4 separate regions of the Homo sapiens genome follow, and all the other regions are linked to region 3. Evidence: chromatin contacts called from ENCODE Hi-C or POLR2A ChIA-PET data. All regions are on one chromosome and are shown on one strand. Each heading gives the region's core, a stretch centred on a gene start or an enhancer-like site at or near the end of the contact. The rest is flanking DNA. Distances are from core to core; before and after follow the strand shown.

Evidence for each region. A loop is a pair of places that touch in the nucleus more often than their neighbours do. ChIA-PET counts read pairs that join two places held with the same protein, here RNA polymerase II (POLR2A). Pooled maps may share reads with other maps.
Region 1: a map of naive thymus-derived CD4-positive, alpha-beta T cell shows a loop between it and region 3 (2.3-fold over the local background). The contact joins the promoter of PRKAR2B here to the enhancer-like site in region 3. A Hi-C loop is called at or near these places in 1 of 168 maps with a recorded cell type or tissue (naive thymus-derived CD4-positive, alpha-beta T cell).
Region 2: a map of posterior cingulate gyrus shows a loop between it and region 3 (6-fold over the local background). The contact joins two enhancer-like sites. A Hi-C loop is called at or near these places in 1 of 168 maps with a recorded cell type or tissue (posterior cingulate gyrus) and 7 of 50 pooled maps. POLR2A ChIA-PET finds 5 or more read pairs at or near these places in 1 of 52 experiments (activated B cell).
Region 4: a loop to region 3 is called in a pooled map, with 3 times the contacts of the local background. The contact joins two enhancer-like sites. A Hi-C loop is called at or near these places in 1 of 37 single-sample maps with no recorded cell type and 2 of 50 pooled maps. POLR2A ChIA-PET finds 5 or more read pairs at or near these places in 2 of 52 experiments (T-cell and activated B cell).

Annotation. Positions count from the first base shown.
Region 1 is chr7:107,043,296-107,046,400 of GRCh38, reverse strand. PRKAR2B (protein kinase cAMP-dependent type II regulatory subunit beta) reads right to left here and starts at 1,696. Exons shown (of 11, transcript NM_002736.3): 1 at 1,187-1,696. The coding sequence starts at 1,493. RefSeq lists silencers at 1,303-1,597, 1,384-1,943.
Region 2 is chr7:107,145,972-107,149,000 of GRCh38, reverse strand. It overlaps PRKAR2B (protein kinase cAMP-dependent type II regulatory subunit beta), which reads right to left. Exons shown (of 11, transcript NM_002736.3): 6 at 2,540-2,693. Among named protein-coding and RNA genes, the nearest start is that of HBP1, 22 kb to the left of the region's middle. Within about 2 kb of position 1,334, at least 3 of the 41 ENCODE cell types and tissues checked have a DNase peak (open chromatin) inside an H3K27ac peak, as active enhancers do.
Region 3 is chr7:106,893,658-106,896,769 of GRCh38, reverse strand. The region is part of intron 10 of PIK3CG (phosphatidylinositol-4,5-bisphosphate 3-kinase catalytic subunit gamma); the gene reads right to left. Among named protein-coding and RNA genes, the nearest start is that of PIK3CG, 30 kb to the right of the region's middle. Within about 2 kb of position 1,394, at least 4 of the 41 ENCODE cell types and tissues checked have a DNase peak (open chromatin) inside an H3K27ac peak, as active enhancers do.
Region 4 is chr7:107,125,039-107,128,018 of GRCh38, reverse strand. The region is part of intron 3 of PRKAR2B (protein kinase cAMP-dependent type II regulatory subunit beta); the gene reads right to left. Among named protein-coding and RNA genes, the nearest start is that of HBP1, 42 kb to the left of the region's middle. Within about 2 kb of position 1,383, at least 6 of the 41 ENCODE cell types and tissues checked have a DNase peak (open chromatin) inside an H3K27ac peak, as active enhancers do.

The sequences.
Region 1 (3,105 bases), core at 447-2,946, 150 kb before region 3:
AGGAGCATACACAAGGAAATGAAATGACACTTTTAAATGTTTTCATTTTATGAAATACACTGCGGACACACAAACCACAAGCAGTGTAAATAAATAAAAGCTGGTGCAATGCTGCATGCATGTTTGCCTTACACCACAAAGAGAAAACACTTGCACACTGCACTCCATGGTATTTTAGCTTGGGTTGCCATAAAAATGAGATTTGGGCATGTTGTGTAATACAAGGGGCTGTAAATGAGGGTGTGTGTCTGGGTGTGTTAGGGAAAGAGGGTTGTAAGCAGAAGGGGTGGGACTTGCCAGGAGCAGCTATTTGAGAAAATTCCTTTTTCTTTCCCATTCATTCTTTCTAGCTCTACTGTCTGGCACAATCCTTACAATTACTCACTGGCTTTTCATTCTAAAGACAACCAACAAGCTTTCAGAACTTCCTACAGTGTTTTTCTCATACACTTTTAAAAAAATAAAGCACCAAATCATTCAATATGTCTTTTATATAAAAAGCAAACCATTAACCCATTTCCTCGTTCCAAAGACCCCCGTGGGTTTCAGACTAAATAGAATCCTTTGTTACGTGTCCAAAAATAACACAACACGGTATTGGTAAATTGGAAAATAATAGATAACTCTTATTTCCAAGAATGTCAGAGCTACTGGCCATAAATTTTGTTCTGCCCCAGTGAGTCCAATTTCATGCTTCTTTTAGCGAATCTACCGTCCTAACAACAGTAAAGCCAATCATATTAAACACGGTTCTCCTTTTCTCTTTCGACATTCCATTAATAAATACAAGGGCTGAAAGAAGACGCCAAGCGGGCCAGTTTCTTTATGCACAATGGTATCCTCTAAGCGAAATACCTCCAACCACAGCGAAAGTTGTCTTTCTAGCAGATGCCCACCCCAACCGGCCCAGGCAGAGGGGGCAAAGGGTAAGAGGGAAGCGTAACATCCCAGCTCTCCCACCTCTAGAGGAAGGGAAGAGGGTATGACAGAGAGCGGAGTAGGAAGGTGGGCGAGTGGGAGAGACAGAAATGGATGCTGAGGGGGTGGGCGAGATGGGAAGGTAGGGAAAGGTGGAGAATGCGGGGAGAGGTGGGTGCGCAAAGCGGCAAGATCCGAGAGCACAGCGGGGAGCGGTGGGGGGCAGCGAGGGGATCCGGGGGCGCGAAGTGGGGGGTCTGGTCCTCACCATTGAACGCCCCTGCGTCCGCGGGCGCCGCCTCCTCCTCCTCCCCGTCCTCGGAGTCGGACTGCATGGGCTCCTCGGCGAAGTTGACCCCCTTGCTGGGGGTGCCGCCCCCGGCAGCGGCGCCCAGGTCCCCCCAGGTCCTGCCCTCATGGCCGAAGCGCGCGGTGCCTTTGCGCTCGTTCTCCTGCTGCAGGCGGGTGAAGTGCTGCAGCGCGAACTCCAGCAGGTCCGCGGGCTGGTGCCTCAGCACCTCCACCGTGAAGCCCTGCAGCAGCTCCGTCAGTCCCGCCGGGATCTCGATGCTCATCCTGCCTCCGGGGCGGCAGGCGCCTGGGCGCCGCCCTCGCCCCCTCCCCGGCACGGCCTAGGGCCCCGCGGCTGCCGAGCGAGCGCCTACGGCGCTGGCGCGCTACCGGCTGCGAGCGCGGCGCACTGGGCCCCGGCGGCCCGGCTGGCCCGGCCCGCGGCTCCCGGCGCGCGTCTGCTCCGTGTGGTGGCGGCGGCTGAGCGAGCGCGGCCCCGGGAGGGCTGGCAGCATCTCCTGCTCCTCCCGCTCCAGCCGCGGCCGCGCCTCTCCCCCGCCCGGGCGCCCCGCCCCCGCCCCGCCGCGGTGCGCGGGAGGGGGCGCAGGAGAGCGCGCCCACGTGACCCCCGGAAACCATGGCAACCTCCGCTGGCTGGCGCCGCGCACCCGCCTGTCAGACCACCGCAGGGCTGCGCGCCCGGGCCGGGAGAGGCGGAGGGAGGCCCAGCGAGGCCGCCTTCGTGTCCACCTGTCCGCGCGTCCAGGAGCGGGCTGGCCACTCGCCCCGCTTCCCAGGCGTCATTCGCCATGGTGAACCCCCGCAGAGGTGGTGCCAGGAGATTTGTCTTGAAACTTCAGCCTCCACCTTAGTAGTGGCATTTTATTTTCCTTCTAGAATCTAGTTGCATGATAAGTGTTGCTAATGTCCTTTGTTTAAAGTCTTATGGTGGTACTGGTTCTCTTTTGGACAAAGAAATGCTACCCCATCTTTGTGACGTCTTTCTTTTTCTTCCCCACATTTTATCCAGCCTTTCCCGATCCATCCTGTTTATTATGTTTCGTCTTACTGATGCTATTCCGTTGTGCACTCCACGCATTTACTATTTATTGAGACAAAGGCACCATTTATTGAGAGGCACCTATCAAAGTTAGTTGATCTCTTTTAAATAGGATAGTGCAGGATGAGGCGCTTATTATTTTGAAACTTTCCTTTATGCTTTGAATGATTTTTGACTTGTATGTCCAAAAATTGAAATACTTCAGTATAAAGAAAAATAGAATTACTAATGTGTGCTTTTAAAGTAGAAGGCTTTGACTTTGAAATGAGGCTTACTTTGCAAATGTTTACAATTTTGAAGTAGAGAAAATTGTCTTTTGTCAATTAAATTCTATTTAAGTACGCATACTTCATTTTCTACAATTATCATATCATTGTAAATAAAATATTTCAAGAGCAAGCTCACTTGGTTATTCTGATTTATCTTCCCACCCACGGAAGAGTAAACACATGACTGGGGAAACTCCAAGTCTAGAAATCAGAGATGTAACGAACTAGTCCCTCTTGTAAAAATGGATCTTGATGTTAACCCTTTGTTAATGATGCATCCTGTATTGACTCCATGAGCCAATGTATTTCTCTATTTTCATTTCTTAACAACTTTATAGTAATAATGTTACGTTGCTTTAAATATACAGTAGTTAAGTGCTTCTAATTGTGTCGAGCATTTTAAGAATTAAACTTTTGGCCGGGCGCAGTGGCTCACTCATGCCTGTAATCCCAACACTTTGAGAGGCCGAGGTGGGCGGATCACCTGAGGTCAGGAGTTCAAGACCAGCCTGGCCAACATGGTGAAACCCCATCTCTACTAAAAATACAAAAATTAGCGGGCATGGT
Region 2 (3,029 bases), core at 85-2,584, 250 kb before region 3:
CAAAATAGCTTAATGATTTAGAAACTAATCATAATCAGTTATATCTCTCAGAAAGAATTTTCCATTAGTAACCTACCTCTTCACACCCACTGTGACATATAAAGTCCAGAATTTCAAATACTTTCATCCTGAAGCCATTTCAAAAATCACCTTTCCAAATCATCAGTATAGTCACGTAGATCATGTTAGCCCTAAGGCTAATAGTGACCAAATATTATTTACAGAGTGAGACTATTCTGCAATGGACTTTTCTCTTGGGCTTTTTTTGCTTATCTTTACACACCTGTATTTATAAGGCAGACCTCCAGTCTGTTGACCTTAAAAGAAAAATTTATTTTCTACTCGACTCTCCCTGAGAAGGAGTTATTATAATTAGTCAAGTCACCCTTAAAAAGTAGGCTTGAAATACTAAGTAATTATGTTAATTATTCTAACTTTTTTAGAAAGCTATTATATGTCAGGAGGATTATCACAAACTGCCCATTTTTATAAAATTTAATAACATGTATAGACTACTAAAAAGCTCTGAAAATGCTTAATCCTATCTTAGGAACTTAAGTAGTACGTGCACTAGGAAATTCTGGGTCTTTTATACCCCATTAAAGTTTCTACAAGGGCTAAAAACTATCAGTATTCAAAGAGGCCAACCTATAAAACAGTTGATCTTATTCTGAAGATGTGCAAGGAGGCAGTTTCCTCACTGTGTGACAATCTGACAATCTGAATCTGAACGGCAACCCCATTGGAATGACTACATTTGAAAAGTAAACCTTCCTGAATAAAACAGGTCATGGCAGATGCTAGATTTATCCCACCACTTTAATTACAGGCAGACAAAGACTTCTGTGGGTGAAGGACTGTCCTGGTTTGAAGTTTTTTCTTTGCTGGCTTTGGGTATTCAAATCACTGACAGTTCTTTCCTTTTCCTGAGACAATTCAGCTTTTCCTCTAAACCTTAAAAAAGTGACTCATCACATTTTTAAATAAGTATATAATAACTGGTTCCAATTAAAAGAAATGTAAAATGTCTTGTCTCTTTGATCAAGAGATATTTTTTATCAGCTGAATTGACTTCAGAGTCAAATGCTGAACTGTGACTAAATAATGTGTGACTTCCACAATGCTATATACAGTAGTCCTTGGAAATGAGACTTTTAACAGACTTCATATTTACTTCAACCTCTTCTCTTTCCACAAAAGGATTTGAGAGAAATAACCCAATAAATGCATGTCAAAACTAGTGGGTGGGCTATTTTCAACAATTTTAAAAGAAAATACATATACTGTAAACATTTCCCTAAATCGATGCTGTTTAAGGTTTGGCCTGACATCAGGCAGTACTGCCATCTCCTGGGAGCTGATGAGAAATGCAAAAATCACGGGCCTCACCCCAGAACCACTGAATCAGAATCTGCATTTTAACTGGATTCCCAGGTGATTTGTAAGCATATTAAAGTTTGAGAATCACTACCTTAAATACAATCCTCCAGAAGGAGCTTTAGTAGTGCCTAATAATTTGCATCCTATCATATGTGAAAATATTGCCCGAATGTATCTTTAAACCAGCTTTTAAGTCTTGCGGGAATACCACATTAAGAAATGTATTTAAAAGTACTAATGCTCAGGTCCCAGTGCTGAAGATTCTGATCAATTTGCCCATGGTGAGGTCTAGGTAAGAGGATTTTTTTTGAGACAGAGTCTCGCTCTGTCGCCCAGGCTGGAGTGCAGTGGTGCAATCTCAGCTTCACTGCAAGCTCCGCCTCCCGGGTTCATGCCATTCTCCTGCCTCAGCCTCCTGAGTAGCTGGGACTACAGGCACCCACGACCGTGCCCGGCTAATTTTTTGTATTTTTAGTAGAGACGGGGTTTCACCGTGGTCTCGATCTCCTGACCTCGTGGCTAGGTAAGAGGATTTTAAAAAAATACTCCAGGTAATTCTGATGTGGGGCACATGAGCACAGCCACCAAGCATTTTTTCCCTACACAACTGCTTTTAAATGCAGAGTAGTTACCAATCAATTTATAGCACCAAGAGCATCCTTTTATACTGGTTTCTCAAACTCCGAATTTCTGATGCAGTAGGTCAGAATCAGTGGGTGGGGCCCCAGAATGGGCATTTCTAAAAAGTTCCCAAGTGATACAGCTGCCAGTGTTCAGGGGACCACACTCTGGGAGCCACAACTTTATCAGATTATAATACTTACCTCAGAAAGCTATCTGAGAAAAAGTACTTAAGGCTGTGTTTGTATGGCTGGTTATTTTCTAAGAGTGGGTAAGACAGGAGCATTCTGAATCTGAGTGTCTTTCCTGGGCCACCAGGTCCCAAGCTCCTGACTGGACTGGAGGAGTGGGGGCAATGACATCAGGATCTGACTTAGTGAAGTCTTAGTGCCCTACAGTTCAGCATTCAGTGGCTGCTTAATAAATTACCTGATGACTGATGATCTTTAAATTAAAATACTACATGCGGCAATTTGTAACACCGTCATAGCAATTGCTACAAATCATAACATTCAGGTCAAATAAGTATTTTACTCACCAAACCCCACAGAGCACCAGGAGAGGTAGCAGTGATTGTAGCTGCTCTGGGTGTATTGTACATTAAGGCCAGTTCGCCGAAACTCCCACGATTATCATAGTTACCAACACATCTTCCAACACCATCACATTTCACATAAATATCAAATGTGCCTCTGTTGGACATATGTAGATTGGAGGTTAATTCAAATAAAATATCATTAAAATAAAACATTATTTCAGAAAAGAGCCCTGTGAAATAAAAATCTTATTTCCAGCCTGTTATCCCCTCCGATGACAATAAAGGGGAATCAATCTGTGCCATCTGTTCCAGACCATGTGCCTGCTGGGAAAAATGGGACTAAACAATAAAAATTTGGAATAAGGAATGATAAAACTATAACTAAAGACTACAACCAAATAGTATATGCATAAAAAACCATCTGGAGAGGCCGGGTCTCACACCTGTAATCACAGCACTTTGGGAGGCTGAGGCGGGTGGATCACCTGAG
Region 3 (3,112 bases), core at 145-2,644:
CCGGTACATAGTGAAGGCTCAATAAACGTCAGTCCTCTCCCTTGCCTACCATCCCCTCTGCATTTCCTCCCTGTTCACCAAGAAGCGGGAGACTTGTGTGGGCTGTTGCTGCTGCTGCCCAGCCATCACTTGTCCCCTGGAAGTGGCCCCAGTGCATTAGTGCTCTTGCATTCTTAATGACTCCACTTATGTCCGGAAATTATTTTCTTTTGCTCATCCGTAGGACCCACTGAGGTCTCTCTCATTTCTTAGTAATTATACAGGCTAAGTGCAGACTTCACCCCAGGCAACAGCCTCATTAATTTGCCAACTTGCACAATTTTCACAAGGACATAGATGGGGACGCCTTTTGGTTTTGAATTAGAGTACATTCTGATTTTTAATTATTTTCTGTCCTTCCATACACTGGGGGATCCACATAAATCCCCTGCTGTGTGAGCCCACTGTGTGGTCAAACTCTTTTTAATAGAACATTTTCAAGGAGGGAAATTAACCTGAGGCCAAGTTATTATAACACCAATCCACTGGTGCTCAGTAAATACTTGTTAAGCAGTGATGCAGGAATTCACCTATCCCTGCTGTACCCAAGGAGAGGCGTTAAAGGAAATAACTGTCCTGCTTTTCTCGAAGGCTATTTCACTCACATAAAGAATTTCTGTTGATTCTAATTTATTCAGATAGTTCTAATTTTCACACACAAGGATCTCTTCTATGAGAAAGAAATTTCTTCCCCAGTTTAACTGCACGTCCCATGCTTGTCAAACACAGTGTCGAGATTCTGATGGGCTGTACACACTTAGAGACTTGGTGCAGCTTTAATCAGCCTTTGCTGAAAGGCAGTGTGCTGTGGTGGTTAACAACACAGATTCACATCAAGCTGAATGAATTCTAATTTTGGCTTTATTACTGGTAAACTATATATCACTGGAGAAGTCACTTAACCTCTTTTAAATATAGATTAAGAATAATAAGAATGATACCCATTTCATGTTGTTGTGGTGAGATTTAAGTGCTACATAAGTAGTTGGCTATGATTACTAATCAATACCACGAGGAGCTGCATTATTGAATACACATACTGTTCAACGCTAAGGGGCTCACTGTCCCTCTAGACCATCTGCCCACAAGGTCTCTTAGTAAAGGCCTAGGGGGTGAGGTAGGTTGGAGTTGGGGATAAGCCTCACTCCAACCAGTGTCAAAGGGAGGCTGTCATGGTGCTGGCCCACTGAGGTGGGCAGGATGGAAGCATACAGCAACACTGGCTTCCTGCAGGTGGTTCTCTCACCCTGGGGGGCACAGCCGAGCACCTGCCCTGCCCGCTCAGTCCCAGAAGTTTCATTTCTGCCTTTTGGACTCAGCCACAGGGTCTGTGGGAGTGTTCTGACACTACCTTGGCCTAGAGGCCTGTGGTTTCAGGGACTATGAGGATGTGGCCTGGGGAGCTCAGGGGAAAACACAGAACACAGAAGTTACTGGCTGTAATTTTCCCTTCTGCCAGGGCTGCCTCTCCTTGACCTCAAACATCCTCATTCTCTCCTTCTCAACTGACTGTTGAAGGATTTGTATTATTGAGAGAAGAAGAGTAAGGGAAAAATCTGACTTCGAGGACTTGGTTTAATGCACTTGTTAATGACTACAAATGTGGGGAACATTACATTATTATTAATGCCATTAGCTAGAACATTCTCCATTAGTAGCTAATAAATAGATTGAGCCTACGTAGTACATCTGCTCTCAATTTCATTGTTGATTCAAATGCCTTAATTATAGCATCTAGTACTAACAGAAAGAATTGTTTTTACAAAGCTACTGCCCTTAGAAGTCTTGGGAACAAAGGAATTCATTATCATTTCAGGGCCCAAACTTTTACTTGATTTGCTAACTGCCCCAACTATCAGTTCACTAAACTGAAAACAAACTACTTTTATATACAATCTACTAATTTATTAACCACTGATGAGCTGTGGCTGCTACAGACTGTCTGAGGTCACATGAAATACTTAACATCAAAATCCTCCATTTTCATCTAGAAATGAAGTGGAACCTCCACTTACTTTTCCTAAATAGTAATGTTGCCTCTGTCTGCTAGAGGAAGGAGACAATGGATAAAAATCATTCCAGTCAAAGGCAGAGAATTTTATTTTGTTATTTTGTTTTTTTAATAAAAATCAATGCATTGGCTAGCCAGTCTTTAGGAATTATTTTGGCAAAACAGAGAAGGTCACTGATTATTAGACCTAACAGTGCATGAGAGCACACTTTCTGGTAAATCCAAAAGAGGAGTGTGTCTGGTACTTGGCCATGCATTTGATGAGTTTGAATTAGGATTTTTATCTGTAAGTACTTGAAAAGTGATTCTCAGACTAGCTCTGTTTACCAGGAGAAGGGCTGTACTGTCATCTTCTCGAATATTTAGCTAGAAGCACATTAGAAACCTAAATGCTACAATAAGCTATTCTACTTTAGTCAATATTCTGATAGCGTGCACGTAGGGGTGTGTGTGTGTGTCTGTGTGTGTGTGTGTGATTTATCCTTCAGCCTTGTTCCAAAAAGGATTTAAGGTGGACTATTTGGAGATACAAAAGTCAAAATAGCATTAGTTAGAATTGGCTGAAAAAAGGAAAGGAAACAATCCACAATGGGTTGGGGAAGGAGGCTAATTTAAAACTGTACATCACAAGTCCTATATACAGTCATGTACTGCATAACAATGTTTTGGTCAACCATGGACTGCATCTATCATAGTTGTTTCATAAGATTATAATTCCATATTTTTACTGTTCCTTTTCCGTTCAGATGTGTTTAGATACACAAGTGCATAACATTGTGTCACAACTGCCTACAGTATTCAGTAAGTAACATGCTGTACAGGTTTGGAGCCTGGGAGCAATAGGCTATATCATATAGCCTAGGTGTGTGGAAGACTACCACCTAGGTTTGTGTAAGTTCACTCTGATGTTTACACAATGACGAAATTGCCTAATGATGCATTTCTCTGTATGTATCCCCACTGTTAAGCAATGCATGACAGTACTTGCTATAGGAAGTCTTCAAATATATCTCTAGCTAAAAGGACATAATCTGTTAACTGTAGTCAATGTTCAGAAAATTT
Region 4 (2,980 bases), core at 134-2,633, 230 kb before region 3:
ATTCACCTTGTTCGGGGGAGGTTGGTATCCATTCATCAATATAGCACTGAAATGTTTTTCAAAAGCATATTTTCCCCTAGGTTAGCAAGTTCATTATGCACACAACTGTGACTGGCTAGGAAGATTCCAAAGCTCCCAGCCAGTGGGGACCCGTACAAAAGGACAACAGGTGCCAGCAGCTACACTGAAAATTTGGACTGCTGTCATTCTGTTTCTACTGAGTTTAATACTCTTTCAGGATGTAATTCTTTCTTTTGAATCTTGATAAGGTCCCTGGAAAGAAGTAAAATGTTTAAATGTATATGGCATTAGATGCCGAATATATTTTTACACATGTGGTATGTACCTGCCCCACAGCGAGCAAGTGATTTTTAGAAGGGAGCAAACAATCATGCACTGCCACTCCAAGAGAATATGTGTTCCAGGGAAAAAGAGTCCAAGGAGGCTGGCTGGTGCACTGATTTCAGAAGGAACTCAAGGAAACTAGTGTGCTATATTCTCACTAAACTTGTATTCTAGAGTGTGAAGAGTGGCAGAATGCCGTGTGTGTAAGTGTGGCTTGCTATCTCTCGAGTCCCTTTTCACTAGCAGGAGGCTCAACTGACTTGGACCAAAAGGTCCACTCTTTTGTGAACATGAACAGTTTGTAACTATAAAATGAGTTAGAGGGGCAAGGGGTAGTCCTAAAAGCAGCAGACACGGAGTTGGTTTTCCTGAAGACCTACACACCACCCTTTCCTATTCCAATGCTCACTCAAAGAGTGACCACAAGAGCTGATGGGCAGGTACCTTGCCTCTTCAGGCAGCCTGCCCTACCATCAGAGCATCAGAGCTCACAGAATCAGGCAGCAGTGGAGTTTATAGCCACAAACATCAAAACTCACAATGGGAAATTTAAATCAGCATTTCAAACCACATCAGATGGCTAAAAATTAATGAAAATTATAAGCCTGAAAAGAATTGGGGAAACTTATAGTATTGCTAAACTATTTATATGTAAACTATTGATATATATACCATTTATTTGCATTATGTAAAGACTACATGAAAGAACTACTAGCTAGTAAGAGAAAGGGTCACTGCACTTTCCCCTCTAAGGGTAAGGTAGATGTAAACCTTTGTTTACTATCTGCCCAATATTCATCTCAAACTAGATTCTAAGATGACACACAAACACAGACAAAGTAGATCCCAGGGACTTCTCATTCACTGCTGCATAAGAAACCTTTAAAATTCAGGTATTAACCAAACCACACCAACCAAACTTCACTTCCTCCTACTTCAAATAAGGAAGGCTAACACACTAAAACAAAACAGAAAGTCATTTCTCACTTCACAAAATCCATCTAGAACTTCAAACCAAAGCAACCGAGATGTCTGCCTGCTGAGAAGCTGTTCTCAGAAAGGAAAGGGGGGAGAGGAGAGTGCATCAGGCATCAGTATCGTGCACCTGCTTCGCTCTGGTCAACTTTATGTCTTTCTCTCCAACCCATTCAATTCCTATAAGCCTTCACACAGAAATCCAGCTTTTTCCTCTTCTCTCTTCTTCCTGCTACCTCTCGTACCAATGACGACTTTTTTTTTTTTTTTTTTTTTTTGAGACAGATTCTCACTCTGTTGCCCAGGCTGGAGTGTAGTGGTGCGATCTCAGCTCACTGCAATCTCCGCCTCCCGGGTTCACGCCATTCTCCTGCCTCAGCCTCCTGAGTAGCTGGGACTACAGGTGCCTGCCACCACGCCTGGCTTTGGTTTTTTTTTTTTTTTTTTGTATTTTGTATTTTGTATTTTTAGTAGAGACGGGTTTTCACCATGTTAGCCAGGATGGTCTTGATGTCCTGACCTCGTGATTTGCCCAGTTCAGCCTCCCAAAGTACTGGGATTACAGGCGTGAGCCAGCGCGCCTGGCCTCTTTTTTTTTTTTTTTTTTTTTTAAGACACAGTCTTGCTCTGTCACCCAGGCTAAAGTGCAGTGGTGGTGCACTCGGTTCCCTACAACCTTTGCCTCCTGGGTTCAAGCGACTCTCCTGCCTCAGCCTCCTGAGTAGCTGGGATTACAAGTGCCTGCCACTGTGCCCAGCTAATTTTTGTATTTTTATTAGAGACAGGGTTTCACCATCTTGGCCAGGCTGGTCTCAAACTCCTGACCTCATGATCCACCCGCCTTGGCCTCCCAAACTGCTAAGATTACAGGCATGAGCCGCTGCACCCAGCCCAATCACCATTTCTAAGTAGTATTTTTTTTCTCAGCCCCACCTCCATCACTATGGTCTACTGCTCTCCTCCTGTTTCCCTTTTCCCTCACCCTGCCATTACTCCTCAGCACTCAGAGTCCACTCTCTGTAATTAACCTCGTCGGTAAAATCCCTCTTCACTGGGGAAAGTAAACAGCCAGAAAGCGGGTGTGGTCTCTGACACTCCAGCTCCTCTGTACTGCAGCCACCTGCTCTGAAGATGCTCTCCTACATTTTTCCTCTGGGGCTTAGCATGATCCCACCTAAGGGATCTCTCTCTGGATCACTGAGGCCTCAGCAATACACCCAAAGTGTGATTTTAGTGTACTAGAGGCCACTTTGGTTTTCATTAAAATTCATTCCTGATTTCAGATAAAAATTTTATTTGTTAAACAAACATAGCATAAATACATGCCAGGTACTATTCTAAGGGCTTTACTAATATTAACTCATTTTATCCTAGTGACAGATCCCATGAAGCAGGTTAAGAAATTTAGAGTTAAGGAAATCAACTTGCCCAAATCACTTGTCCAATGTCATCCAGTCCACAAGGTGCAGAGCCAGAATTCATGCCAGCCAGGCCAGCTACAGAGTCTATATTCTAAACCAGGGATCAGCAAACTACACCTGCAGGCAAAGCTGTTTTTGTATGTATGGCCTCTAGGCTAAGAATAATTTTACATTTTTTTAATGACTGGGGGAAAAAAAATCAAACAAATGATAATATTTCCTGACACATAAAATCTATA